Regions from separate parts of the Homo sapiens genome. Here region 2 is linked to region 1. The links are chromatin contacts, found by Hi-C or POLR2A ChIA-PET in ENCODE. All regions are on one chromosome and are shown on one strand. Each heading gives the region's core, a stretch centred on a gene start or an enhancer-like site at or near the end of the contact. The rest is flanking DNA. Distances are from core to core; before and after follow the strand shown. Region 1 overlaps SNX1 (sorting nexin 1). Region 2 overlaps CSNK1G1 (casein kinase 1 gamma 1).

What was found. A loop is a pair of places that touch in the nucleus more often than their neighbours do. ChIA-PET counts read pairs that join two places held with the same protein, here RNA polymerase II (POLR2A).
Region 2: a map of endothelial cell of hepatic sinusoid shows a loop between it and region 1 (4-fold over the local background). The contact joins two enhancer-like sites. A Hi-C loop is called at or near these places in 1 of 168 maps with a recorded cell type or tissue (endothelial cell of hepatic sinusoid). POLR2A ChIA-PET finds 5 or more read pairs at or near these places in 4 of 52 experiments (OCI-LY7, activated T-cell, activated naive CD4-positive, alpha-beta T cell and 1 more).

What each region holds. Positions count from the first base shown.
Region 1 is chr15:64,133,310-64,135,955 of GRCh38, forward strand. It overlaps SNX1 (sorting nexin 1), which reads left to right. Exons shown (of 15, transcript NM_003099.5): 12 at 1,355-1,498. Among named protein-coding and RNA genes, the nearest start is that of SNX22, 17 kb to the right of the region's middle. Within about 2 kb of position 1,327, at least 4 of the 41 ENCODE cell types and tissues checked have a DNase peak (open chromatin) inside an H3K27ac peak, as active enhancers do.
Region 2 is chr15:64,179,014-64,181,659 of GRCh38, forward strand. CSNK1G1 (casein kinase 1 gamma 1) reads right to left here. Exons shown (of 12, transcript NM_022048.5): 11 at 1,335-1,441. Among named protein-coding and RNA genes, the nearest start is that of PPIB, 17 kb to the left of the region's middle. Within about 2 kb of position 1,323, at least 2 of the 41 ENCODE cell types and tissues checked have a DNase peak (open chromatin) inside an H3K27ac peak, as active enhancers do.

The DNA.
Region 1 (2,646 bases), core at 77-2,576:
GACATTGAGGTGTTAAGATGCTGCAGGGTAGCAGCAGTGACAATCCTGGGGCAGGTGAATTTGGTGGCATTGCATTCCCTAAGGTTCAAGTTTTGGCAAAAGCCTGTGCTGAGGAGGCATAGACAATATGCAGGGAAGGTTGGGGCGTGGTGGCTCACGCCTGTAATCCCAGCACTTTGGGAGGCTGAGGCAGATGGATCACCTGAGGTCAGGAGTTCGAGACCAGCCTGGCCAGTGTGGCGAAACCCCATCTCTACTAAAAATACAAAAATTATCTGGGCGTGGTGGTGTGTGCCTATAATCCCAGCTACTCAGGAGGCTGAGGCAGGAGAATCGCTTGAAACCAGGAGGTGGAGGTTGCAGTGCAGTGAGCCAAGATCGCGCCATTGCACTCCAGCCTGAGTGACAAGAGTGAAACTCCGTCTAAAAAGAAAATATTCGGGGAACTTTTGCAGGGCAGTGAGGGAGCCGCTGGAACCCGGCTGGGCGGCTGGCCCCAGGCACAGATCCTTGATCCAGGCTGCTGCTTGGGGCCTATTAAGCAAGTCCGGGTGGGCGTGGTTAGTCAGGCCAGCAGCTTCCTTCCCTGGAAATGCTGATTGTGGTCAAGGAACTGGAAACAAGGAAAACTAGCAAATAGATTTTGGGGAGCTTCTTGGAGGCCTTGGTAGCCTAGAGCAGGTGAGTGTGTGGTTGGGAAAAAGCAATGTGGCCCTATGGTGGTTTTAGGTGTTGATTTAAAGATTTGTTAAGCTAACCTTGTGCATTATTTGGGTGTCAGTTTAAAGGCTGGGTCCTTAGGGTGGACTTCCCTGACATATTTCCCAGGCTAAGCTAGGCCTCTGGTTTCATGTTATAGTACCCTGCTGCTTTCCCAGTAGTCTGCATACTTGTATCTATTTGTAATTGTAAATGTAATGTTGGCCTTTTCCATTAGATGACAAGTTCCATGAAAATGGGACCATGAGTTTCATCCACTGTATTCTTAGCTCCTGGCACATGGCAGGCACTCAGGGAAAGTATGTAGCCTTATGAACTGACTGATCTGAGGGAGGCACTTCTGTAAGCCATAGTATTGGTCACTGGCATGAGGCCACCTACTGGATCCCTGCCATCCAGCCCTGGGAGTAGCATGAAGCAGCATGGCACTGGCCTTCTGGAAGCTTGGAGAGGAGTCTTACCCAAGCTTTGCTCCTAGACATTAAACTTCCCAGCTGGGCACTAACATGTGGCTGCAGAACCTGCCCTTGCTCAGTCTGTCCCTGGTGCAGCTGCTGGGAGAGCCTGCCTCGAGGCAGAGCCAGCAGAGCTCTTGAAGAGCTGGTTGTGCTCCTCCTCAACCCCACCCCCACAGGCTGCCTTCGACCAGCGCATGAAGACATGGCAGCGCTGGCAGGATGCCCAAGCCACACTGCAGAAGAAGCGGGAGGCCGAGGCTCGGCTGCTGTGGGCCAACAAGCCTGATAAGCTGCAGCAGGCCAAGGACGAGATCCTCGAGGTGAGTCCACTGAGGCAGCCCAGCCAGGGGTGTTCTGCTGGTTCCAAATGAACCCAGGGCCCATCCCACCCAGAGGTTTGGAACCCCACAGGGGGAAGAGCGCTGATTGAGTCTAAAGGGCCGTGGCTGCTGAGGAAGCCTCTGAGAATGACTCCAGGCCTTCCTGAGGCCTAGTCCCCCTGTTCTTTTTCTACTCTACGCAGACTTGTCAAATCAGAATCTCTGGCCCGGCATGGTGGCTCGCGCCTGTAATCCTAGCACTTTGGGAGGCCAAGGTGGGCGGATCACTTGAGGTCAGAGGTTTTTTTTGTTTGTTTTTGTTTTTGTTTTAGATGGAGTCTCGCTCTGTCAACAGGCTGGAGTGCAGTGGCGCGATCTCAGCTCACTGCAAGCTCTGCCTCCTGGGTTCACGCCATTCTCCTGCCTCAGCCTCCCAAGTAGCTGGGACTACAGGCTCCTGCCACCACACCTGGCTAATTTTTTGTACTACCGTGTTAGTAGCCAAGATGGTCTCGATCTCCTGACCTTGTGATCCACCTGCCTCGGCCTCCCAAAGTGCTGGGATTACAGGCGTGAGCCACCGCGCCCGGCCGAGGTCAGGAGTTTTAGACCAGCCTGGCCAACATGGTAAAACCCCATCTCTACTAAAAATACAAAAAATTAGCCAGGGCTGGGCACGGTGGCTCACGCCTGTAATACCAGCACTTTGGGAGGCCAAGGTGAGTGGATCACGAGGTCAAGAGATTGAGACCATCTTGGCCAACATGGTGAAACCCCGTCTCTACTAAAAAAAATACAAAAATTAGCTGGGCGTGGTAGCACCCACTTATAGTCTCAGATACTCAGGAGGCTGAGGCAGGAGAATCGCTTGAACCTGGGAGGCGAAGGTTGCAGTGAGCTGAGATCACGCCACTGCACTCCAGCCTGGCAACAGAGCAAGACTCTGTCTCAAAAAAAAAAAAAAAAAAATTAGACGTGATGGCACACGCCTGTAGTCCTAGCTACTCAGGAGGCTGAGGCACGAGAACCGCTTGAACCTGAGAGGCAGAGGTTGCAGTGAGCCAAGATCGCACCACTGTACTCCGGCCTGGATGACAGAGCGAGACTCCATCTCAAAAAAAAAAATCTTGGCAGGAGGGGTCCTGGCT
Region 2 (2,646 bases), core at 73-2,572, 46 kb after region 1:
GTGCTAAGATTACAGGCATGAAGCACCACACCTGGCTAGAAAGGACTTCTTGAAGGTAAAATGAGTTCATCAAATAGACTGGCAGGGCTGGGCACAGTGGTTCATGCCTGTAATTTCATGACTTTGGGAGACTGAGGCAGGAGGATCACTTGAGCTTGGGGAATAGAGGCTGCAGTTAGCCATGATCGTGCCACTGCACTCCAGCTTTGGCAACAGAGAGAGACCCTGTCTCAAAAAATAAATAAATAAAAAAGATGGGCAGGAGACCAGGGGAATAGGCAGGAAAGACAACAATACAAAGTACATCTGGAAGGTGGAAGAATGCAGGTCTCAGTGGCATCTCACTAACTTACATTTAGAGGTATAAGAGTGTTCTGGCTTGTATTAAGCTACCTGGGGGCTCATGAGACTACTTAGGTACAATATCACTATAAATACGTTGTCTGCTTCAGAAAACAAGACCCTGGGATATCCTGAAGGTTCTCAAAGGGCTCACAAGAAAGGTCCTCCATATCAGGGATAGCAGCAGTTACTGACTCATGGTGTCTCTATCTCTCCCTACCTGGTATCTTCTTGAAGTCTAAATCTGGATCTAAATTTGGGATGGGGAAAAAAGTGGTAGAAATGCTGCTTTTGCAGCAGAATTGGCAGTTATCTCACCTTCCACCCCAGATTTTAAGAGTTTAAACACAGACCATGCAGCGCACCAAGGGGCTGGTGGTATGGGTGGGGCAAGACATACACATGCAAGAGAAGCAGAAAAGGGTGTGGGGCAACCTCCTTACCCTCCTGAGATGAGTATGACTTCCATTCTTTTCCCACACTCTCATTCACAGATGCAGACTATAATATTTTTCTTGCCTGACTTAGTCTCTCTGAAGCCAGAATCATTTGAGAGTGAACAAAATGGCCCTGAACTCCTTGTTCCATGATTGTACATCCAGTTGCTAGCCCACAATCAGAAATCGAATGCTATTCAGCATGGCCCATGGTTTAACAGCAGATTTTTCTCTATATCCCATATAGAGCAAGAAGCTCCACAGCCCCAAGAAGCTCATGGCTACTATCCACTGTAGCCCTGATAACATGATTCTTTCGGTTCACTATGTCTTTTTCATGTGAACTAGAAAAATGTGACTGTCTTCCCCGAAATCACAGCTAAAGAAGGGCAGTAGCAGCCTTAAGGTACCATGCAAAAATTAAAACAGTTAAGGAAGAAAGCTGTGGTTACAAGCATGAGAAATCCAGTCTGAGACGAGCAGCACACAGAGAGGAAGAGACAGAAAAGATTTTTCAACCCATGACTTAAGAGCCCCCTTGAAAGATGTACGTACTTAGCTTCCTCCACTACCTCCACCTCGGCATGAGCTGTGATTGGTGCATTGGAGTGGGCTCCCGTGGGATCATCAACATTCAGCTCTCCATTGGTTGAGCTAACCACCTGAAACAGAAAGACAGAAGTGTGTGACAGGCACCATGGCAACAGAAATCTCTTGCCAGCGCCAGACAGGGTCGCTAAACAGGCAGTGTCTGGAATGTTTGTTTTCCTGGGTTAAGGGATCAATTTAGGGAAGGTTCCCAGGCCCATATCATGCGAGAACACTAATATCAATGATGTAATCATATAATGATGATAATAACTTACATACTGAGTGCCTACTCCGTGTCTGACACTCTGCTACATTGTGTGTGTAAATCTAATCCTTACAAAAATCTTATGAAATAGGTTTTTTTACAGATGGAAACACTAACAAATGACTTAACCAAGGTTTAGAGTTAATATCTGTGAATTTCCATGAGGAAAATTTGTTCTAAACACAGATTCTTTCATATTGCAAAAACACACACATTACTTTGTTAAGTTAAAAATAACTGCATGGCTGACTTCTAAAGGTAAAATCACTTGGCTCCCTTGAATGTGATGGGTGAAGTCTAGTTCTCTCAGTTTATTATGCTATAATGATATAGACTTAGTGCTGATGTTGAAAGAAAAAGTTCTAAAAAGGAAGTCAACAGTGGGTACCAGAAACTATAAATAATCACACTTTCCTTCAGAAATTTCCTCATGGCTTTGAGCACTGGTTCGAAGTTACAAATAACAAGATTGTCACATCCTCTCCGACAAGAGGGAAGATGGTAAAAAAACACTCTCCCTTGGAAAGCCAGTCTTATTTCAACGATCTTTATTTCAGGTTCACTGCCATCCCAGTTCTCACTGATGGTCCCCGAAATGTAAGTGAAGGCTCTCACTCCTGTCATCTGGTTAATGTGGACCCAATCAGGCTTCTCTTGCATGTGTAGCTGCTTCTGCCACCTGGTTTCATTTCCAGCACATTATTCCTGTTTATGTGGGTGCTGGGAAGTGGGAAAAGGGGCCTCACTGCTGGACAAAACACTCTGCTTGTTAAAGACCTTGGCTGAAACATGGGAGAGAACACAAAATAGGATAAACAATTTGGATATCATATGCCCTTGGATAAGTACTTCCATCTATTTGAGATTGTTTCTTATAGGTTGATGAGAGAATTATACAAGAAAATGTATGAGACTGTCTAGTATAATACCTAGCATAAATAAGGGAAGCAGCATAGTGTAGAAATTGCCCTAATCAGCCCTAAGTTTGAACCCCAGCTCCACCAGTTATTT